Linked DNA regions of Homo sapiens: all the other regions are linked to region 2. Evidence: chromatin loops called from intact Hi-C (ENCODE). Cell type or tissue: heart left ventricle. All regions are shown on one strand. Links, peaks and the distances in the headings refer to the core of each region. The heading gives the core; the rest is flanking DNA.

Evidence for each region. Hi-C counts contacts between places; a loop is a spot of excess contacts. Peaks named below come from ENCODE experiments on the same cell type or tissue, not always from the same donor. Only the 100,000 strongest peaks of a DNase experiment are listed, where the experiment ranks them.
Region 1: it touches region 2 in a loop (8-fold over the local background); 11 of 110 quality-filtered maps call a loop at or near these places.
Region 3: a loop joins it to region 2, with 5 times the contacts of the local background. A loop is called at or near these places in 2 of 110 quality-filtered maps.

What each region holds. Positions count from the first base shown.
Region 1 is chr6:54,693,024-54,701,135 of GRCh38, forward strand. The region is part of intron 1 of LOC107986606 (a long non-coding RNA gene); the gene reads right to left. Among named protein-coding and RNA genes, the nearest start is that of FAM83B, 150 kb to the right of the region's middle. In heart left ventricle, for the core only: no CTCF peak of the experiment used is centred there; no DNase peak of the experiment used is centred there.
Region 2 is chr6:53,982,630-53,991,086 of GRCh38, forward strand. LOC101927189 (a long non-coding RNA gene) reads left to right here. Exons shown (of 4, transcript NR_125842.1): 2 at 129-221. Among named protein-coding and RNA genes, the nearest start is that of MLIP-IT1, 12 kb to the right of the region's middle. RefSeq lists an enhancer at 998-2,197. In heart left ventricle, for the core only: a CTCF peak has its summit at 3,707 (motif pointing right); a DNase peak (open chromatin) is centred at 5,052; H3K27ac peaks cover 934 bases.
Region 3 is chr6:54,308,870-54,316,981 of GRCh38, forward strand. TINAG (tubulointerstitial nephritis antigen) reads left to right here. Exons shown (of 11, transcript NM_014464.4): 1 at 1-36. Among named protein-coding and RNA genes, the nearest start is that of TINAG, 4.5 kb to the left of the region's middle. In heart left ventricle, for the core only: a CTCF peak has its summit at 3,985 (motif pointing left); no DNase peak of the experiment used is centred there.

The DNA.
Region 1 (8,112 bases), core at 1,598-6,597, 710 kb after region 2:
TTTAATATTTATATTATATTATATTTAAATATAATTATGTAATTTTATATATTATATAATATATAAGTATTAAATAATATTTAATATAAATACATAAGTTCCTTATATATAAATGGTGTATTTGCATATAACCTATACACATCTTGTTGTATACTTTAAATAATATATAGAGTATTTGTAATATCTAATACAATGTAAATGCTATTTTTAAAATTTCAACAGGAGTTTGGTTGTATATGTACTTTTATTATTTTTTGTTGTATTGTTATTATTTTTTATTATTTGCAATTTACGTTTAGTTGAATCTGGAAGTGTGGAACCACAGATACTGAAGGCTAATTGTATCTATTATCCAGGCGCTGTGGTGAGGCAATAAGAGAGAAGGGGATTAAATACAAGCTACAGTGTTGTTTTTCTTTCTCTTTTGATAACATTTCAGATAGGTCTTATGAAGAAAATACAACAAAGTAATGGGATAGAGAACAACTGGTATGTAGGGCATATTTATGGAAGGTAATTTGAAAGGACCTTGGTAAGGAGGTGATATTTGAGCAAATAATTCAGTGGCCTGGTGCGGTGGCTCACACCTGCAATCCCAGCATTTTGGGAGGCTGGGGTGGGTGGATCAGCTGAGGTCAGGAGTTCGAGACCAGGCTGGCTAACATGGTGAAACCCCATTTCTACTAAAAAAAAAAAAAAAAAAAATACAAAAAATTAGCTGGGTGTGGTAGCACACGCCCATAATCCCAGCTACTCAGGAGGCTGAGGCAGGAGAATCACTTGAACTCAGGAGGCGGAGGTTGCAGTGAACCAAGATCACGCCATTGCACTCCAGCTAGGGCAACAAAAGCAAAACTCCACCCCCCCAAAAAAAAAGAATTGAATGACAAGAAGATCACCATGTAAACATTTCGGAAAGGAGCTCCTGTCTTACTCATGTGGATATCGTCAGGTCATGAGCAAATTCAACACTTCTTGTTCACAAAGAGAATTCTATATTATTTTATATTTATCCTTTATATCAGCCATGGCTTTGCAGAGAAGCTGAATTTGGCCTCTGTATCAGTCATTATTTTCCCTATCTCTATGTGTATGTATGTCCATATATAGATAGATAGAGAGGGAGAGAGACATACATACAGAGACAGCTATTTCAAGGAATTGGCTTACACAATGATGGTGGCTGGCAAGTATGAAATACATAGGGCAAGCCAGGTGGCTGGAAGCTCTCAGGCAGGAGTTGATGTAGTAGTCTTGAGGCCGAATTTCTCCTGTAAAAAACCTCAGTTTTTGCTTTTAAAACCTTTCAGATGATTGAATGTAGCCCACCCACATTGTTGATGTTAACCAAATCTGCAAAATACCTTCATAGCAACACCTGGATTTGTGTTTGACTGATATTAAATATTAAATATTTAGGTACTATCACCTAGCCAAGTTGACACACAAAGCTAACTGTCGTAGCCTCCATAGCTAAACTCCTAGAGAGCCTTGTTAAGTACAACTAACAGCGTTATGTCTGCTACATGCACAACTTACAATGATTTGAAGATATTATATTTGGTTCTGTTTTATATTATCATAAGTACATAATAATCTCAATTTTTCCCAATCAAAAAATACCTTAAATGTCACAATTTTAGAAGGCAAAACCCTAGTTAAATAAAATTGAAAATGTTAATTTAGACTATTTAAATGGCTTATCTGAATGCCTTACACTGGGGTTGGGCACAGTGGCTCACGTCTCTAATCCCAGCACTTTGGGAGGCCGAGGTGGGTGGATCACCTAAAGTCAGCAGTTTGAGACCAGCCTGGCCAAAATGGCAAAACCCTACCGCTACTAAAAACACAAAAATTGGCTGGGCCTGGTGGCAGGCACCTGTAATCACAGCTACTTGGGAGGCAGAGGTTGCAGTGAGCTGAGATCACACCATTGCACTGAGTATGTGTTCACACCATCCAAAAAAGTGAATTTCTTATTTATTTAATACAATAGTCTAATGCAAAAGAAAAATCTGAGGCACAATAAAATTTTATAGTTTGAGCAAATAGCACTCATGAATTGGGAATCACCAAACTGAAAGAGGTTTCCTGCTCTGATGATGAAGCATTAGAAACAAATATTTATAGGGTGAGTATGAAAGTGAAATAAAGAAATTATTTGATTGGTTGCAGTTATAAAAATGCCCCTAGTCATATAACCATATGTTAGTTGAGTACTTATGACTGGCTAATGTTAAGTTTTGTTTGTTTGTTTGTTTGTCTAACACAAGTGTTTACCAGAAATGACTCAAGTTTTGCTTATGTTTGCATTTAAGCAAGATTAAGGCAATTGCTTAATGCCTAGTTAGTTTTGTTTGCTCAGGAATTTTTCAGGCCTGGTCTTTATTTTAATTTTACTTCAACGCTAGAAACCTATATGAATAGTTTTCACGTAACAAATTCTATATTGCTATGGTAGTATATATGGTTGAAAAATGATTTCTTAACACGCTCCTCACAAAACTTTTTGACACTATACTAGTTCTTTTATTTCTTTAAAAACAAGAACATTTCAAGCTTTACCAATATTTTTAAATGAATAATTCAACGATCATTTATTTCAACAATATTCCAGCTAATATTTAAAAAAAAAGCAAAGGCTATTCCTAAATAAGACATTAAATTGACATAATTCTAAACAGAGAGTTGGAAATATAAAAAGAGCACCTGACACTTCACTTTCAAACCATATTGATACTAAAACAGTGAAACATGAGTAAAAATACTAGAAGTCATTAAGCAAAAATACTAGAAGTCATTACGTGACATTTGACGTCATCATCATGACAATGCTGGAAAGGAACATATTTGGTAGGCTGAATATAAAAATATAAGTTAAATGGAAAATATAATTGAAAAGACTGTCAGCTTTGCAAATTTCTGGTCAAAAAGTATTTTCTTCTTTTCCCTACTTCCTCTTCCTCTTTCTAGAAACCCTCATTCGTTTCTAGTTCCCTCCATAAAGAGTCTCCAAACATCTAAGTGTAACAAAAACATTCAGTAACACATATTCCCATCAAACAGAAAGGCACAAAGAAGCAGTAGATAGTATAGTTCTTGTATCATAGAAAGTAGGTGCCTGATTTATTGTACAATTGCTGTAGGCTCCAAATAGTAAGTGGATCAAAAAGACAAAAGCAGCTGTGATGAGAAAAGGGAAGTCAAACACAAAATGAACATTAAAAAAGACATAAACCTGAGCTTGCTGAAATATTACACTAACACTAAATTGAGAGTTAAGAAGGGCCAGTAGTAAAGTATTAAATGATTTATGCTTTGCTTCAGTTTCAAGTTAAAATATTATCTACATCAGAATAATCAAGATAGTAATAATTAAGATCAATAACTATAATTAGAATTTAGATATTTGTCATTGAATATTCAATTTTACTTTAAAAATTATATATATAATATATAAATTACAGATATACTTTTTATTGTACTAGGCACTGATAAGTCACAAATCTACTGATTTGTTTGCAATCAAAGAGATTATAATCTGATTGGGAGGTTGAGAGTAAGGGCCATGATGATAGACAAAGAACAAAAACTACAGCAATATAATACATGCTCTAAAAGAAATATACCCAAAGTGCTAAGAGATTTCCAACATGGTGAAACCCCATCTCTACTAAAAATACAAAAATTAGCCAGGCATGGTGGGGGGTGCCTGTAATACCAGCTATTCAGGAGGCTGAGGCAGGAGAATCGCTTGCACCCAGGAGACAGAGGTTTCTGTGAGCGAAGATCACACCACTCCATTCCAGCTTGGGCGACAGAGTGCTAAGTTTTTTCACATAAGGGATCAAGTAATGTTTTACACAGCCAGTATCATTTCTATTGCATTCTTAAGGATGGTGAAGTTATTAAATATACTCTAGGTTGATTAACTCCATATACATTTCCACATCATTTTTGCAATGTCACTTTCCCAAACTCCCTTGCATCTAGATGTGGCCAGCAACACAATTATGGTCAATGAAACATAAATAGAACTCTAATGGGGATTTTTGAGAAAGTCTGCTGTCATATTTAAGGCTCTATCCTCTTTTCCACTTTGGCTTATTTATACATCTTTTTGCCTGGACTGTGGAAGGGGTGGCCAACATGCACCAGTCATCTTGGCTAAAGGAGAGAAATTCACTTTGACACCTCAGATCTCTAAGGAACACCAGCAACTACCTATCTGATTTAGTCTTGTTGCATGAGAAGAAGTAAACCCCTACTTAGCCAAGCTCCTGAACTTTGTTAGGTCTTTTTCCTTGCAGATGAACATTGCTAACTACTGCATAGGAGTACATGAGCTCACTTATCAAGGATATGTTGTGAATGTAAAAATAAAATCAGCCATAGGGAATCCACAAATTAAAGTCCATAAGGCCAGAGCTGGTAGTAGAATCTGAGAAGTCCACAGGTAGATTGAAAGGGGAAATATTTGAGAGCAGTTTTTTGGACAACAAAAAAGAAATGGCTTTTCAAGAAATAAATGTTCTCATCTGTCAATTGCTCTGAAATGTGGGTAAAAGTAGACTCTATTGAATTTGACCATTAGAGGGCATTGGCGTTTTGGAGAGAGCAGATTTCGTGAAGTGTTGACAATGCAAGCCAAATTGCAGTGGGAAGGGAGCAAGCAGATGTTGAAAACAATGAAAACAGAATGATGAGGGTACACTTTTAAAACGGCAGAAAGAGACAGGATAGTGGTTTAGAGAGAGAAGCAATGTTGAGGGAAAATTTTTTTTCACTTTAGGATAGAGCAAACTTTAGAAGAAAGCTTCAATGGAGAAATAATAAAATTTTAGGGACACGAGGTCATGGAGGGAGTGGAAGACAAATAATGGCCAAAGGTTCTATGGGACAACCAGAGGAATATTCCCATAAAAGAGGGATATCCATGTCCTTTGGAGAGAAAAGAATGACTATGGATATAGGTGTGTGGAGATAGGAAAAAGGGACACAGACAGAAACTACTACTAATAGTCTTTGTGAGTTTTTTTTTTTTTATTGTTGTTAAAATGTTCAGTCAGCTTCTCTGGTAAGTGGGTGGATGTAAGGTATAAGATTTTAGGAATAGATAAGGGTTTAGAGCAACCAAATGAAGAATAAAATTGGACAAGGAGTCCTGGAGGACCCAGGAAAGTCTTGCAAAGGTGAGCTGAGCAGCCAGCTAAGACTGTGACCTATTGGTTCTTCAATTATCCCTAGCTTCCAGAGACTGACAGTTCCTCTTTCTACACAGGTGTGGGCATGGGGCAGATTATTACATGTGGCTTCTCCTTGTTTGCACCCAACTGAAATTTTTATAAAATGAAACAGTTACAATAAATATCAAGGGAAATTTGGAAGAAGAAGTTAGAAAAGAAAACAGAGAGCCTGAGCGGGTTGGAGTGTGGCAGGTAGAGGAAGTCGTTCCTGTCTGTTTTGCCTTATCGAGGGAGTGATTGTGGATGGATGATACAGACTTCCCACCGTTTTGGGCTCTAGATCTTGCTGTTCTTATGTCTCCCTACCGCTTCTTCAGAGTCACACAATCCAGTGCTTAACTTTACAGTATCTCTAGAAACATAATACCATGATTGTAACCTCAGATTTTCTCTCTTAGGCATTTGTAGATGTTGCCAAAGTTGTATAGATTCTAAATAAATAGCACTTTCATCCACATCTGCTTATATGACACACATATCTATATGCGCATTGTATTTTTTTTCTAATTTATGATTTCATCATATTGTAGAGAAAAAATGATTCTAAAGTGAGATTGGCACTGAGATTTTAATTTTCAAGGGAATCTTTGAAATATTATCAAAGTGAAAAATAAAAATAAATATTTCAGCCTCAGAAAGATATTCAGAAAGTATTCAGAGTCCATGATAAGTAAGGAAATTCTTTCTTTTAGTCAAATATGTTCTTAAAATGCTATGCCATCACAGCTTTTGAATCTCCCTCTAGGATTCCCCGAGGCAGATGATTATTCTGCTGAGACAGAGTATCAGCATTTTGCTGTGGGTTTCCCCTCAGTGAATAGCAGGGGACTTTTTTCAAAGACAAAAAGACCTCTGAACTGTCTCCCCAAAGCTGTGATTCTATCAGACGTGGGCAGGGTAGGAATTTCCTTTGCTCAACTCAGAATGAGTGAGACAGCTGTCAAACCTGCTATACCTGCCTACATTCTCATGCTTAGGGCGTCCTTACTTCATCATTCCACCCTCTTAAAAAAAAATCTTCCAAAAAAGCAAGCAAGCATGTGACTAAAGCCACATTCAGCAGCACTAGAGGTTTTGCTATCAGCCCAGGAAAAAATTATTATAAATTCTCAAAGTATCAACCTCAAATAAAGTCTTGAGTTGCCATTATGTGAAAGGTTCTACGTTTCCTTAGAGGAGTGACTTTGGAATGATTGAAGAATGTTAAAAGAAGGTTAATTCAGGCACATAATAAAAAACATGCTTTCTTTCTTCTAATGAGAACTTTTTAGCTGTGGAAGGGCATGTGTCTACGTGCCTTTAAAAGCAGAAGCTGATTAAACTCCTGTGAAAGAATCCTATAGTAGTAGAAGTTTGAACTAACACAATTCTAAATTTCTGTTCAATTTGGAGTCAATAAGTAAATATATTGTCCAACATTTCTCAAGTTTTATTTCTGTGAGAAGTTAATAGGTGTGATTATAGAAAAACAGTTCTCTGGTCAATTTATGTTAGGAAAACACAGCAAACTATATTTACTTTTTTAGGTATATTGTTTACATTAATATATTAGATCTTTGAGTAGGTTCATATTTTAACCAAACGCTTTACAAGTGTTTCTAACTACAGAACTGGCTTTGTTTTGTTTTGTTTTCCAGGTTTTTAGAAGAAAGTTTTGTTTTGTTTCACTTTGAATTCTGGCTAATTTGACACCAGGCACATAATGCATAACATAAAGGCTTTAACATGATATATTGCCTTAATAATATATATATTTTAAGCCATATGCCAAATTTTGTATCCAGTATTCAGAAAACAAAAGATCTGCTCTTGAAGTATGTTTTTAAAAAGAATATCAAGTTATTATGACTTATGTGAGAATTAGATCTCACATAATATTTATCTTCTAAGCTATGATACATAATTCAAAATTCTTTACCGTAAAGCCTGTAACTACTTGAGGGCTGATGTGTGGCTTAACTAAATAATTTGCTCAGAGGAAGGGTGATGCTGTTGCCTGCCCAGAATCATTGCACCTGAGAGAAGGGAGGGGTCATTATCTCAGAGTAACCACACACCCTAATATTGTCAATGCTACACATGAGTGCTGGTGAAAATCATTTCCGTCATAAGGCAGAAATAATGATTAACTTCATTTTAAAAATCCTATGCTGATGTAGCTTTCATGAGTCAGCTACTTCCTTAAAAATAACTCTCTAAAAGCAATGTGGTATCCTGGATTGGATCCTGGAACAGATCAAAGATATGAGTGGAAAAAAATAGATATAATCCAATTAAAATCTGTTTTTGTTGTTGTTGTTTTGAGACAGAGTCTCACTCTGTCACCCAGGCTGGAGTGCAATGGCATGATCTCGGCTCACTGCAACCTCCCCCTCCTGGGTTCAAGCGATTCTTCTGCCTCAGCCTCCTGAGTAGCTGGGATTATAGGCGCGCCCCACCATGCCCAGCTAATTTTTGTGTTTTTAGTAGAGACAGGGTTTCACCATGTTGGTCAGGCTGGTCTCGTTTAGTTAATATATTGTAATAATGTTGCTTTCTTAGTTTTGACAAATATGCCATGGCCAGGCGAGACGTTAGCATTAAAAGAAGCCAGTCAAAGAGTATATATGAACTCTAACATCGCTGCAGCTTTTCTGTTAATTAAAATTATTCCAAAGTAAAATATAATTTTTAAGCATTTTAATAGGAGAAAAGAAGTGTTACTTTCCTTTTAGTGATCCTAAGAATCATGGTTTCTGCTTTTGAAGCTGAAAGATGAGCATGCATGCTCTATGGATTAAATATGAGAAAGTATACTATATTTAAAAAACACCTAAAAAATTACCTGAATGAAGTGTAATTTTTAAATCTTATAGATGGGGAAAGG
Region 2 (8,457 bases), core at 1,367-6,366:
CTTTGGGGGTTGGATTCTGTCAGAATGAGGTGAATGGAAGACCATGTAGATCATTTCTATTTATTTAAAATTCAAGGCCAGACATAATAAAATAAGAGGAGCTTGATAAATTAATTTTTGCTTCCTAGGAAAGCACTGTCTTAGAACCTGGCTCACCTGATTTTGCCGATGAGTCAACTTTGAAGTGTGCCTCATTCTGGAAAGTGAATCACGTAATCACAGTAAGTTACACATATACAGGCATAGATGGCTCCTTGATGCTATATTTAAGCCAGTGTTGTACCATCTTTTCTGTCTGCAATTCCTGACATTTGTCAGATGAGGTCAATATAAAGGTATGCACTTTTTGACAAGGACGTGGTTGTCATGTTAGCTTCTTATGCCCTTAACTGCCATTTTGAAGATCAAGTTTAATTTCCCAGTCTTTGGATTGAAGAAAAGCTCAATTCCCAGTTAGCTTTACATGGCTACAATGTTATGACACACTTCTATTGAGAAATATAAAGATAATACCTATGATTGACATTAGTACTTTCATGGCTTTGTGTGTAGGTTACATGGGTGTTATACAATGATATCTGTAATGCCACTAGACCAGTCTCCGTTACTTCTGCTTTAGTTGTTTTATTAGTCTGTTTTGCCTTGCTATACAGAAATACCTGAGGCTGGGTAATTTAAAAAGAAAAGAGGCTTGTTTGGCTCACAGTTCTGCAGGCTGTATAAGCATGGCACCAGCAACTGCTTGGCTTCTGTGGAGGCCCCTGGAAGCTTCCAGTCATGGTGGAAGGTGAAGGGAAGGCAGGTATGTCACATGTTGAAAAAGGAAGCAAGAGAGAGGGGAGGGAGGCACCAGACTCTTTAAACAACCAGCTCTCACATGAACTAATAGATCAAGAACTCAGTTTCACAGGGAATTCCTGAGGGCTCCACCCTCGTGACCCAAACACTTCCCACCAGGCCCACCCTCCAACACTGGGGGTCACATTTCAATGAAATTTGGAGGGACTAACATCCAAACTATATCAGTTGTAATTGATTACATTAATGGATTTTCACTATTTTACTGGTTGCACTTAGGATAAAAGTTAAAGGATTTTAATATTAGCCTATGACACATGTTAGCTTGGGACAGAACCGAGCCTTTAGTATCAACCAAACTACCAGGCAACATGTGACTTTTTTTTACATGGCAGAATATACTTCATTGTATTTCCACGTTCTGCAAAGTTTTTTGGGGATAGGGCACTGATATTAATGAAAATTTTTATTTATGTATCATGTAAATATTTAAATTGTTTAAGTGCATTTTGGCATTATGCACTTCATAAATATACACAATGTTATAATTGTTAAAAATATTAGGTAAAAAATAAATATAAATTGTAGTTATGATCATTTCTTTTTGCCTACTCTGGGGGTATGTGCGCTCTATTTGGACTTCTCTATCAAGGTCACAAAATCATGATTAGATCCACCTTTCATATAACTAGGGAAATAAAAACAAACCAATATTACCATTCTGGAAGGAACTTTTCTGAGTCTTTTTGTCCAACTACTTGCTTTTTAGGCACAATTAGGAGGTTGTTTCTAGATAACATTAATAATTGATTCTATGTGGTTTTCAAAGTTCTAAATTTTAAAGAACTCACTCAATCATGCGTCAGAGTATAATTATCCCAAATAACTGGAAAAGCATATAAGTGATGACATGACTGTGATTCATTTCCTCTGTGTGGTCATTGTCTGACTCTGTGGAATCAAATGTTCATTTGAGAGCCAGGGGTGCCTGGGACCTGGGAAAAATGCACCCCTGCCCAGGATCCTCATTCTGTGAGTCACACACACAAAACCAAGGGTTGGTGAGTGACAGCTAAGACCAAGGTTGGAACCTACTCATAGGAGAAGCTTCATTTTGTTCTTCTCCAGCAGCGCCTATATAGCCACTTCTAATCTGCAATTCGAGGGATGGAAGGGTGTATTCAGTTTTTCTTCCCTAGTAATTTGAAACCAACTTGATAACAGCTTGTTCAAATGAAGAATGGATAGAACATCTGTTTAAATCAACTCTGAGAGGCAGAAACGGAACTTTTGTGTGCCTAATATTCCCATTGGCTAACCCTGTCCCTAAGCCTCCGTACCATGGCTTCTGAGAGTTTTTGGCCAAATGCCTAGTGGGAGGGCATGGTCCTGTTGGGAATGGTTTTTCTGCTTGGAGATGGCTTTGGCTTAGCATCTTTCTGTTCTCCAAGGCTGTTTACTCTGCCACCTATCCAGAAAGAATTTTTTTTTATGAGTCCACAATTTTTCAGTCCTGGAAAATTTTACAGTGTTTTCACAGACATTATTTCATTTGATGTTCATAATCCTTCAGGGTAAATAGGGTAGGTTGCTGGTGTCCGCGCATTATGGATAATGAATCAGAGATTCAGAGAGGATAAATCTGACTTCTACTCCAAACAAAAAGCAGAAAAATTATAGCAGAAGAAGCATATATCATTCTAGTTTTCAGCATATCTAGATTAATTCTGATTCATTTTTAATTTCAGCTGAATATGTTGTGCTTTCTCTATTGCTATCCTGGGGTTCATTTAGGGTGGAGCCACCTAGACATCATATACATGCCTTGGCTGCATTTACATCTCACCCCTCCTGCTTCCCCAAGTATAATCACCCCAGTGCTATGAAACCGATTAGAAGAAAATGAAGTGTTCAGTGCTAACTCCAAAATTCCAGGTGCTATGATACTGCTGCATACATCCAAAGGGACTTCTTACTTTAAGAAGCCCCCTTTTAAATGAAACTCTTGACTTCTTAGTGTTGCCTCAGAAATGTGCTCTTCATTGCAGAGAATATTACAGAGAATGTTCTGCTGCTTTGTGGAGGAACCATAGGAACTGTGCACGATCTTTCTTACCACAGAGTCACAAGGAGAAAATTGGCAGCTTAGGAGACCAGCCAGCTAAATGAAATGTCAGCCAACAAACAACTTAAATGCTCTTGGATCATTTTTCCTCTACTTTATCAAGTAGTTTTAGTTTGGGGGAAGTCAACAATCTTCTATGTTGCTTCCTTACTCAAGATTTCTCTGTCTCTGTCTTCTGAGGCATTTGTTTCTTTATGCCTGGATCTGCCACTTCACGTTTTGCCTCTTTTTCCATATCTACCTCTGACTCTATCTTCATCTTTTTCTCTCTCCCTTTATTTTCTTTATTTTTGGTTTCTCTCTTTCATTTTCTCTTATATTGTCTGTCACCTTGATTTCTATAAACACGTAATTATCACTAACAGATTAAAGAGCTTTATAAATGATGGTGAAAATTTGAAACAAATTTCTTAAAGAATCTTTGAATCATTGTGTGTGTGTGTGTGTGTGTGAGAGAGAGAGAGAGAGAGAGAGAGATTTAAGAGAGAGAGAGAAAGAGAAAGGTATTTATTGTTGACCTGTGATTTTCTCAATCCTAATCCTCAAATGAGAGTTGTAGAACTGGGATTGGAACCTGCAGCCAGCTAGGGACCACATCACACTGCCTTCCTCCTAGTCTCCAAACATATAACTGAAATATTATTGTATCTTGCTCTTAGTACCTCTCCTGTATAAATGCGCTCATGCATTTCTTTTCAAATAACTGTAATTCTAGATACATTTGCATAAATAGGATTAGAATCTTGCAAAAGTGTATTCTATCCAAAGGGTGTCTGCACAGGAGAAGGAGGCCAGCAGGTGTCAGTCTCACCTCAGAAGAAGAGCTGAGAATAGTTTCATTGTGGTTTTTCTTCATCGGAGTTTGCTTTTTTGAATGAACTTTCAAATAACCTAAGTTAAGTTCTTGTTTGTTTTAAGCAAACTCTGGGTTGATTTAAAAAGAAAGTAGGCTATCTCAACCTCATACCACCCCACAACCTGAGTTGTATACGGATTATTCTCTTGTTAAAAACCCAGCTATTGGATTGGGATATAATTTTATTATTGCTGGGCATCTGGGCATCATTTAATAGGTACTTTGAAATTTTTTTAATTGCATGGTAATTGAGTCATGATAGAGAAGTGTCCCTTTGGATGAGTGCAGCAGTATCATAGCACCTGGAATTAATTTTGGAGTTAGTCATCATCTGTACCAACCACACATTCTCCCACCCCATTTTCAGCTGAGGAAACAGGTTCAGAAAAGATTTGTTCAAAGACTCATGGCTGTGAGGAAGAGGGTCAGCATTAGGACTAAAATCAAGAGCCAAGTGGCTGAGTCTTTAATGAGCATATTCAGATTGACGGGGCAAAGCAACATCAGGCCCTAGTGGGCTGTCTGGATCTGCAAATGTTCACAAGTGATTATCTTCAGTGTAATCCCCATGGCAACATAGCAAAGTGCCTGCCGTAGCTGGATGAGAACTATGATTATGCTAGAGAAAGAAAGAAACTCCTAGGGACAGCTTGATTGAGGAGGGGTTGTTATGCATGTCGCCTCGCAGTGTTGTTTCTCCTTAGGCAGCAGTGGCAGCGATGTTTGAGAGGGGCCTATGGAGCTTGTTTACATAATCAACCGGAAAGCACTTGTCCATGTTGGTCTGTGCCCAGGGGCTGACAAGCAAGCCAGAAATCACTCTGGTTTGTGTTTCTGTAGTTCTTGAAGATGTTTAAAGATGGTCACTCCTCCAGATGATTTCTGCCATTTGCTATGGGGATCACCACACCCGAGCAAGCTGCAGAGCTTTAGGGTAAGGAACAGATGTGATGGTAGTTTTTCCAGAGTAAATGCTTGCCAACCTTGGCTGACGAAACTAGGCTTAACAAACATGCGGACAAGCTCAAGGCAGGCCTCCCCACGAATTACTTTCCCTGGGTTTTAAAAATTGGTTTACAAATGTTAAATGTTTTTTGTTAAAAGACATGTCTCTATAAATCAGAGCCTGCAAGTGCCTTTAAGAGAGGCAACTAAGTAGCACCCTAGTCTAGTCGGTTAATACCACTGCTGTAGACAAGAAGGTGTGTTGCTGGATTCTGCTTCAAGGATGGGCTTGCTGGCCAGCTGTGGGGGGTGCAGGCATCAGGCAACCCATAGTCTTCATAGCCTTCTGTGTCTGCCTCAGCTGCAGAGAGACGCCTGTCCTTTCGCCCTCAGCCTGAGCAGCCCACCTCCATTAACTGAGATGGAGAGAGGGATAGCGGCCCAGCCACTTCTGCCTAAAGGGGCCATCTCTGTTGGATCCTACACTTCTGAGCTCCCAGTTGGGTTGGTTCAGGCTTGTTGGGCCTGCATGGCAATCCTTCTTTTTCCTTTGCCAAATCCATCTTTGTTTGCTGCCATTCACAGGTGTTGATCCAAAATCTATCTTAGTATCTGCTTTTAGGAAACTCTGCAACAATCAATCTATCTTTTCTGCTTGGAAAAGAGTAGAAAAAAAGAAATAATTGGACCCTTAAAGTAAATGCCTAAAAGCCTTTTCAGATAACTTACCTTTTCAATAATTTTTATATAAGAGAGGAAAAGATTACAAGTTTTTTAGTCTCAGGAAAGAAAAATTATCTAGTATTAATACTATAAAAGTAGTTAGTTATGTAGTAAGTTGACTCTTAACATAGCCCACTTAACCACTTTTTACAATGGGAAGAAAAGTTTCCTGATTTCTTGATTTATGAGGCTCCAAAAACTCTTGTTTTGAAGGTTTTCACACTCAGTTCCTGTTTAATTAATAATTGCCCTGAATGTTTTCCCATGTATCTAATTATGTTTTGCAGTTCCATCAACCTTCCTAGCTAGTCTCAAAATACCAAAACGTTGCCTTGCCCTTGTTGTGGGTGTGGTCAAGGTTTCCTCTCTTGGGATTTCTTGCATGGGGTATGAGGGGTGGTGTTGTGGGGGAGAAGGAGAGGGATGCATAGAGTGGAGAAGAGAGTGTAGGGCGCTCATCCCTAGGGCACCAGCCTCTACTCTGTTGCCCCAGAAATGTTTCCAGACGTGTATCTGGACTTCACCCTTTAATTACCTAATTGGGTAGGTTGTAGGTAGTATGGAATCTAATGAACTGGATCAGGGAAAAAAAAATCTGAAGGAATAAGTGATCTCTCCTTGAAGGTGCTGCAGAGGTAATGAGCAGAGTTAATGAGTGACTGATCCATGGTGGTGGTCAATTTAATTTGAGTACTGAGGTTGAACACATGCTAGATGTAATAGAAAGCAATATTCATATGCAACACGTTGGGTTACATAAAATCTGGAAAGCTTATAATTTAAAAGATACAGACACACAAAGCAACGATTCAGGCCAAGCCAGATTTAGAACTGTTTTTTAATATGAGACTGAGGGATGATATCCTGGATCTCACAGGGGCTGGATTTTGCCTGAGTGTTAGAGCTAAGATAACATCTTATTCTTGTCTATATTTCAAGAAGCATTCTTATTAGGACCATCTTCTAGAAGAAAGAAAGTTACATTTAAGAAGATTGAAACGTGAGTCAGTTTTCCGTATTGGAGAACGATGAAAAACCAAATATATGAATTCTGAAAATTTTGTGAAAGTAGACACCTTAAAAAAATAAGAAAACATTATGAAACAGAGTTGGTCTTCATTTTTAGGTTTAACCAATCCTATTAATAATATATAGATATACTTTTGTCATAAAAATATTGTTTAGGTTTTACTCAGTAAGTTGTGAAAGCTATTTTGCTTGCTTCTAATATAGTTCTTAGATTTCATCTCATAGTAAAAAAAATTACAAACTTCTTACAAAATGAAAATATCCTTTCCCTCGGTGATGATTCAAAACAGTCAATAATATTTTCTCACAATGCTACTGATGGGGTATTCTCAGAACTCTCCATTTTTAATTCAGATACATTTCTAGTCAATTTCTTTAACCTCACAGTGGGAGGTTTAAACTAAGTGATGTCACTTTAGGTATACTCAAATTGGCAATGCAAATATTTCCTTTGTTGGACATTGGGTTCTCACAGCATCTCCTAAACAAAATACATTTGCTTTAAAATTAGTGGCTTCCATCATGCATTGGCTGGACTGTTTTGTAAGTCTGTAGTATAAAAATCCAAAAACATTTGCTTCCAGCTGGCCTGTCTTGAACTAACACTGTTTTTTTTTCCTTTTCTCACTTCACTCTCTGACCTTTTAGAGGGTTTTCTTTTTTATGCTGCTGTTAGCTTTCATCTCTGCTGGTCATTCTTTCATCCTGTTTCTTCTGGGTTTCATTAACCTGTTTGTGTGAATGTTCCTTTTTTTTGTTTGTTTTTGTTTTTTAATATGTACCAGAAAAAGAAAGACTTCTTATAGTCGTGGTCACTCAAAAGTGTTGGTGGTTTTTTAAGAGGTCTTAATTGGACTTAATCCATATTTAACTCCCAGCATTTTATATAAGATACATCTTATTGTTCAGACTCATCTTTTCTAAAAGATAGTAGGGTAGGGAGAAAAAGGATACAATTTTTGAGCAATTACCAAATCTCAGAAAAAAATGTTCTTACCAGGTCACCTGGGGATAACGAAGGCAGTTTGGAGATTTTCTTCTGATTGTTTTTCGTTTATTTATGCTTTGAGTATCAGTGTTCAGTTTTAAATTCCCACTGAGAATGTTCTCATTTTGTCATTAAACTTGAATTTAGTCTCTGAATTTTTCTCTTGATGTATCACACTAATGTCCAGAAGAGTCATTAAGAAATTGTAAAGAGACCCCAGTGCTATCTATATTTATGGTCTTCTTTAGAATGTGTTTATCAGATATTTGTGACTCTCTTCATAGAAGTAAAATACTAACATTAAAAAAGAGATTACCCGAGGGCTCAAAGGTGCAACATTATCTTGGGTTTTATTTGTCAACAATTTGAAATGTAAGAAAAAAACTGAATGTATGAATGTAATCCTTTGAAAAGGTGACTCTTACTGGTGGACTTGGTCCTCTGGAGTTGAATGAATGCTTCTGAGACATAAGTACTTTTTCTTTTCCTCCCTACAGGTTGGTAGGACAACGCTTTCCATTAACTTTGATTTTACTACTCCTGATAGTCTGACCTTTATCTTCTAATCCAATTACATATTCAAATTTCTTCCTTCTGTTTATTCTATCTACCTTTAGATGAGCCAACTGAGAGATGAACATTTAAAATGCATAAATACGTATTTTGCCATACACTGTTTTTTTTTACTTTATGCTTTATACATCATGAAATTTACTGGTAAGACATCAAACACTTATTGAAGGCTGATATGGTCTGGCTCTGTGTCCTCACCCCAAATCTCATCTCGAATTGTAATCCCCATGTGTCAAGGGAGGGACCAGGTTGGGGGGTGATTGGATCGTGGGGGCAGTTTCCCCTATGCTGTTCTCATGATAGTGAGTGAGTTCTCATGAGATCTGATGGTTTTGTAAGTGGTGGTTTCCCCTGCTCTTTTCTCTCTCCTGTCACCTTGTGAAGAAGTTGCTTGCTTCCCCTTTGCCTTCTGCCATGACT
Region 3 (8,112 bases), core at 1,598-6,597, 330 kb after region 2:
AATGGCCTCCTCACACACAGCCTTGGTATCCAGAAGGTAGGCTTTGGGAATGTGTTTCAACATCATCCTCGTTCATAACAACAAGATCTGACAAACGTTCTCTCTTTTTCTTCTTTCTTTTTTTCCTTCTTTCAATGAAATGAAAATGATTATTGTGATTGAGAAAATACATTTCTTTGGATTGTTAAAGTGCTTTGGTTTGGATGTGGGGTTCCTGTGTAATACAAGCACCTTCAGGAAAGTTCTGATCTGACAGTCCTGCGTGCTGATCGGAATCCTGATCAGTGAGTTTTGAACACTCACTCAACTTGTATAAGGATTACTTTAAACTCTTTCTTCTGTTCTCTCTCTCTCTTCTTTTTATTGACATCAGGTTTCTCAAGCCTTTTTGTGTGCAGCCTCTTAGAGAGTCTCAAGAAAGTCGCAAGATTTCCTATCCGTAGATTTTAGTTGTTATTTAAAAGGGCTAATGGATGCACTAGCATTAGAAACTGTGGTATTAGTAATGCTATTAAAACCAGGACAAAATAAGATAAAGTCAGTCACCCGCTCTGCCTAAGTAATACCAAATGTATTCTTCACGTGTATTTTTGTTTTGCTTCATTTGTTTTTCCAGTCTGGGACTTTTACAATTATTAAAAAGAAAGGAAGGCTTCATATAGACTGGTTGAAAAAGTCTAAGGTTAAATGGATAAATACAATATAAAGAGGATGATGGTATTTATTATATTTATCTAATTGGAGGAGAATGACTATGGATTTTGAGCATAGATGAGGCTTTATTTTTCTGTCTCTCATTGTATTAAATCTCCTCAACAGAACTTCAGGGTTAATCAGACTTCTCTGTCACACTACCATAAATGGGTGATGGTGACTAGAAATCCCAGTTAGAAGACATTTTAGGGTAAACTAGGGGCTTGGAATCCTTATTTCAAAATCCAGATGTCATTTAAAGAGTCAGAGCAAGACTGTGTCAAAAAAAAAAAAAAAATCCAGATGCCATAGCCATCATTCTCAATAATGTCATCTTGTTTGTAAAATTGAGGAAATGTCTCTTTATGTGTCTACATACGTATTATTTTAAATTTTCCACATAATTGTTATTTATCCTCGGTCTTTACATTTTACCAATAAACAGCTTTCCCTTCTTCCCTCCCTCCACACCTCCATCCTTCTCTCCCTTTCTTTTTTCCTTCCTTTTTTTTCCGTGTGTGTGTGTGTGTGTGTGTGTGTGTGTGAGTCTTGCTCTGTCACCCAGACTGGAGTGCAGTGGCAGGATCATGGCTCACTGCAGCCTCTAACTCCTGAGCTCAAACAATCCTCCTCCCTCAGCCTCCTGAGTAGCCAGGACTACAGGTGTGTGCCTCCACACCCAGCTAATTTTATTTTATTTTTTGTAAATGTGGGGTCTTGCTATGTTGCCTAGGCTCGTCTTAAAACTCCTGGCCTCAAGCTATCCTCCCACCTTGACCTCCCAAAGTGCTAGGATTACAGGAATGAATCACTGCTCCTAGACTTTCCTTCCTTTCTTCCTTCCTCTGTTTTGTTTTTCTTTCCTTCCTTCCTTCTTTCTCTCTTTCTGTCTCTCTCTCCCTCCTTTCTCCCTCCCTCTCTTTCTTTCTTTTCTTCTTTCTTTCTCTTTCTTTCTTTTCTTTCTTTCTCTCTCTGTCTCTCTCCCCTTCCTTCCTCCTTCCCTCCCTCTCTCTTTCTTCTCTTCTTTCTTTCTTTTCTTTCTCTCTCTCTGTCTCTCTCCCCTTCCTTCCTTCCTCCCTCTCTTTCTTTCTCTTTCTTTTTCTCTCTTTCTCTCCCTCTTTCTTTCTTCTTTTTTCTCTCTCTCTTTCTCTCCCTCTTTCTTTTTTCTCTCTTTCTCTCCCTCTTCTCTTTCTTTTTTCTCTCTCTTTCTCTCCCTTTCTTTCTCTTTCTTTTTTCTCTCTCTCTTTCTCTCCCTCTTTCTTTCTCTTTCTTTTTTCTCTCTCTCTTTCTCTCGCTCTTTCTTTCTCTTTCTTTTTTTCTCTCTCTATTTCTCTCCCTCTTTCTCTTTCTCTCTCCCACTTTCCCTCTTTCTTTCTTTTTTTCTCTCTCTTTCTCTTCTTTCCTTTCTCTCCCTCTCCTTCTCCCTCTCCCTTTCCTTTCTATTCCTTTCCTTTCCTTTCATTTTTATGAGCCATTCCCATCTTTCTCCAATGGTAACCTCCTTTTAAAACATTTTTATATACCCTTTAACAGCATGTGGTCTTGTTTTGTGTGCTTGAATTATTAATTTATATAGACCATATTATGCTACAGACCTCATTCTGTTTCTTGATTTTCTCAGACAGCAACATGTTTTAAGACTCTCTCCATGTCTCCGTGGACTAGTATGACTAGTCTGTGGCTTCTGACTGATGCTTCATTCTCTGTGATGTCCCTTCATCTCATCTAACTCCCTGTTCCCTCCATGGTGGGTGGACACCTAAGTTGTCTACAGCTCTTTGCTATCATAAAGAAGTCCATGATGGACAGCCTCATGCATGCCTTCTTACTGACTTGCATGATATGGCAAGACTTGAATTGCTGGGTCCCAGGTATGCATTTAATCTAAGTCTTGCCAGATGGCTCTCAGAAGTAGCTGCATTAGTTTATGTTCCCCTAGTACTATACGGGGACACGTCTCTAACAATTAGTATTATCCAGAGAGGTAACCTTTACTTATATAATCAGTAAAACGTGATTTCTCATTGTCATTTTAATTTGCATTTCTCTAATTTCTAGTGGGTTTGAGCTTCTCTTCATATGCTCATTAATGATTGGCTTTCTTCTTCCTGTGACTTACTTTTTCCTATCCACAGCCTTGTAATGCAACTTAATATCAGGTACAGCAAGTCAGCTTATTCACCCCCCTTTTTTGAAGATGACTTAGGTCATGTAGACATTAATCTTCCATAAACAGTTTTTGAATAAGTTTTTTTAGTTCCTCAAAAAACTTCAGCTAGAATTTTGAATAGAATTGCATAAAATTTATAGACTTATTTGAAGATAGCTGAACTCTGTAATGTGATGACATCTCATCAAAGAGTATAGGATATTTCTCCACTTACTCTGATTTTTAAAAATATCCTTAAATAGATTTAACACTTTACTCCATAGTGGCCTTATAATACTCTTGTTTATTCCTGGATATTTATTTTGTATTGCTTTTTTTTTGTTTGTTTTTTGTTTTTTGTTTTTGACAGGGTCTTGCTCTGTCACCCAGGCTGAAGTACAGTGGCGCCATCATGGCTCACTGCAGCCTCGACCTTCCCCGGGCTCAAGTGATTCTCCCACTTTAAACTTCCAAGTAGCTGGGACTACAGGTGCCTACCACCATGCCTGGCTATTTTTTTGCATTTTTAGTAGAGATGGGGTTTTTCCTTGTTTCCCAGGCTGTTTCAAACTTCAGAGCTCAAGCACTGTATTATATATTTTTAAAATATATTTTATAGTTGGTTGGCTGTTGTTATGAATAAATGCTATTTATTCATGAGAGCTCATATCCTACTGGCAATTTTTCTCAATTCTGTTATTAGAAACAAAAATGTATTTATTTATCACAGTAAAGCTGTCTACACCAGAACTCCAAAGTAAACATCATACATAATGGAGAAATGTAGATAAGTTCCCTTTAAGACTAGTAATAAAACATGGGTTTCTACCGTTTTTGCTACATTTAACAGGGAGATATTTGTTATGCTTTAAGAGAAAAAATGAAGTAAAACAGTCTGAAGAGAATAAAGTAAAACTCTTATTATTTGTAGATAATGTGGCAATCTACATAGAAAAAAATAAAGCCAACAGAAAATAGCATTAATATGAATCAGAAATATTTAAAAACCAGGATTTTTTATTTAAAAATCCAGATGTTTAGCTACTCTTGAAAAATTGAAAAATCTGACAATTCTGCGTGCAAGGTCTTGCATGAGATTTTCATTAGTGAGAGAGATGAGTGGTGGATGCCACCTTTTGGTAACATGTATTTTCCATTTTCCCATATCCCTTACCCCTTGCTATTTTCTCTCTGACCCACTTCTCTCATCTCTGCCGGGGTCAGTATGTCTGTAGTTTCTGTAAGTGGAACTCCTCATTTTTGCTCCATATACAACTTGCACAGCTGTACATGCACCCTTGGGCCATTACTATTGCAGGTATTTTGGGATTGAAAGAAGGTAATTTCTTTGAAAATGGAAGGTGTATTTTCATCGAAAAATAGAAAATACATGTTTAAAAATAGAAAATACATGTTTAATAGAAAATACACGTTTAAAATTAGCATCTTAAACATGTATTTTTTTGAACTTCTCTATTTTGTCATGTTGGTATGATCCTTAAAATAATAGGTGAAGTTAATATGTATTAGTAACATGATGAGAATACATAAGGCATCATAAGGAGCCCTGTGCCCAGGATTAGTTAGGGATCGTATTCCTGTTATTTAAATATAGTTTCTAATAGTGACAAGATTGGGCAGACAAGGGAAATTCACCCCTCACAGAACCTGCACATAGTACATATTTACTTAACAGACCCTTCTGTAATACCCTGAGTAGCATGTTTTCTCTTGTCTTACTGAACATACTCTTCCTCCTCCTTACAAGCTAAGATTTATTGAATACTTACTATGGAGCCAACAACTGTTCTAAGCACTTTTCAGGTATTAACTCATTCATTATTTAATTCTATGTTGTTTAATAGAATATTACTTTATTTTAATTATACAGCAGCTTCTTAAGAGTAAACACGGTGATTTACTTATCACGTACTAATTATGGTGCCATGAAGTGGGAGGCCTAGTAAATATTGTTTGAATTTGGATTAATTGATATTTAGAGGATTTAAATTTTATTTCAAATTTTGTATTTGTTAAATTAAATAATAATTTACTCATATGATTTAAAATAATAAAATATTTTCATAAGCATACTTTTTCATACATAGTTTTAAAAGATATTTAGAAAATATCAAAGTATTATTGTTTATAGTTTAAATGTGCAATTTCTATATTATTTTGGATGTTGGAATATCAACAGGAGTAATCGATAGTATTTAAAACTTTTTATATATCCATGATTGTGGTAAGCATTGAGGGTCATAAGAAAAGGGTATTATAAAGTCCCAGGCCTCGAGAAACTTAGGATCTACATGGGTAAGGAGACTTAGGTATGCGAAACAATTAAGAAGCATCGTGTGACTTGTATGCCACATGTGGACAAGAGTATCACCCAGGAAAGTTGAGTATATTAAAATGGTTAAATGTTTATTTGATAAAAACTATGTACCATATAAGAACATGTCAGATTGGTGACAACCCTAACTAAAATACGTATTTTTAACACATAAGATATTTTGCCTGGATTCACTTTGTCATTAGCCACGAGGCTCCATGCAGCCTTCTGCTTCACCATTCTTAGAAAATGGCCCTTGTAGTCATGAGCTGCTTTGGCTCTTCATGATCCAAAAGTGATATTTGAGTCCCATTTAAAATAAATGGAAAAGAAGGTTAGAGTTTCCACATTTTGAGAAGACATTCTAAAGCACAGATGAGCACCTCTGTTTTATTTCTTTGGCCAGAATATAGTCACATGGACATACCAACCATCAAAGAGAGGTTTTTCTTAGCTGTGTGGTAATGTGTCTAGCTATGAATGGGGTTCTGTTACAAAAAAAAAGAGTAGAGAATGATATTGGGAATAACCAGCAATCTCTGCCAAAAATTAAGAATGCGGAATCACCTAAAAACACAGTGGCTATTTGGATGTCTGCCTTTTGATTAGTTATTATATCAATTTAATATTTTTTTGAGTCTCAGTTTAAAAGTATGAGTTGTAATTTTTTAATGTGCTGAAATGTACTTGAGATTTTCTTATTTGAGGCATACAGTGCATACAAAAAAAGTAGTTGCTACTTCTTCAATATCCATTTTTGCTTGAGAGGTAGAATTTTGCTAAGACTTTAATTTAGGGTCATAGTTTATGTAGAATTTATGTTCCAGGTATAGTTTTTACTCCATTCACTATGAAAGGAAGGAATTAATCATTTTACTTTGTAGCAAAAAGTTCACATTAGACTATAAATGCTCCCATACAGATAATTTTTTTTCTTTTGTTTTATCTTGCTTTTGAAAGCAGCTACTTGAAAATAGTACTACACAATATTGAAAAAATGTGCAAAATTAGTTAAGATAAAAATACAATGTATATTATTTATGCTATTGGTTGCATGCATAAAGCAACTTTCCTCTGAGATTCTATGATCACTCACTGATCTATTAAATATATTTTTCAGAGATTTAGTTACATGGGTATTGTTCAGTTCCTCTTATTGTGCCTGTTCTAAGAGCTCTTTAAATCAAGGATTTAAAACTATGTACATTATCTTCAGGATTAAAAAAGTAAATATATCCATTTTGTACAAACTGGAAGTAAAGCATATTGGTAAATATCTTCTTTCTGTATTTTCTTTGCCATATCTGATGGTAACTTCCAGTAAAGGATTTCAAATGTCAGGCTGGGTGTGGTGGCTCACACCTGTAATCCCAGCACTTTGGAGGTCAAGGTGGGAGTATCTCTTGACGGCCAAGAGTTTAAGACCAGCCTAGCAGTACAATAAGACCTCATCCCCACCAACAACAATAAAAAAAATAAAAATTAGCCAGTCATGGTGGCATACACTGTAGTCCCATCTACATGGGAGGCTGAGGCAGGAGGATCCCTTAAGCCCAGGAGTTTGAGGCTTCTGTGAGCTATCATTCCACCAATGCACTCTAGCCTGGATGACAGAATAAGACCCTGTCAAAGTAAAAAAAAAAAAGTAAAAAAATTCAAATGTCAGATATGGAGAACCAGTGACAGAGTTGAAAACAGAGCTCGAGTGGATTTTCTAGACATAACCTTTTGGTATAGAGGATTTTAAGGAGAAAGTCTAGTAGACCATCTGCTGTGAACAGACCTAAGTTGATTTGATTATGCACAATATGTTCACATTGGTAAAAAATGTATGTGAGTCACTGACATGTTTGAATTCGAAGAGGGTTATTTACTTCTTCACAGCCTCCTTAACTATATTACAATGAAGGTAAATCACAGTCCATACTTTGCCACGTATACTGACAGTTACAAAAATATGACACAAACCAATTCATACAACGTCTATAAGCTTCATGAAATCTCCAGTTCCTGTCCTTTTACGTGTTCCCACATCTACGTTGCATGAAAGATTTATTGGAGGCACATGTGATAATATTACAGAGGTAGAACTCTGTTACCTATACAGTGGCTATCAGAGAATGACAATTCCTCCTTTCTACTTGGCTGGACACAGTACACAGGACAAATATCAGTCCTAGAGAGCCAAGTCTAAGAGTACAGGTGCTTTTGAGTTTAAGAGATACATCTAAGCTATGGGATACAAGGGTGGTATGTGACTTTGAAATATTTTAGGTAATCCTCATAAGTAAAAAAATTATAATTTAACCAATGGGAGCCAATTATTTATCACAATTATGCTGATTAACAAGTCATGAATTTTAACAATAAAACCCATTTCTGACATTTATTATACTAATAATCTAGGGTTGATCAAAATATGGGTAATGGAAGCACTTGCAGCCGTTTCTCCAAAGCCTGGTCTTTCAGAGTGAATGCCACTGAACAACCCTGGGGGGTGGATTCCTGATTAGAGCAAGCAACTGCCTTTACTTTAGTGAAGTTTAGACCAGCACAGATATTTATAATACACTGTGGTGAACTATTTTAAAATAAATTATAGACAACATGTCATTATCTTTTTGCAATTCAAGAAGTGAAGTTTTGACCAGCATAGATACTTATAATACACTGTGATGAACTATTTTAAAATAAATTATAGACAACATATCATCATCTTTTTGCAGTTCAAGAAGTGAAGTTTAGACCAGCACAGATACTTGTAATATACTATGATGAATTATTTTAAAACAAATTATAGACAATGTATTATTTTCTTTTCTCAATTCGAGAAGATAAACTATTTCATTCTCCAAATATATTATTTGCCTAATATTGCTTTAAATGCTGTTAAAGTCACAAAACTGCCGTAATTTCAACAGTCATTAGTTTTGGC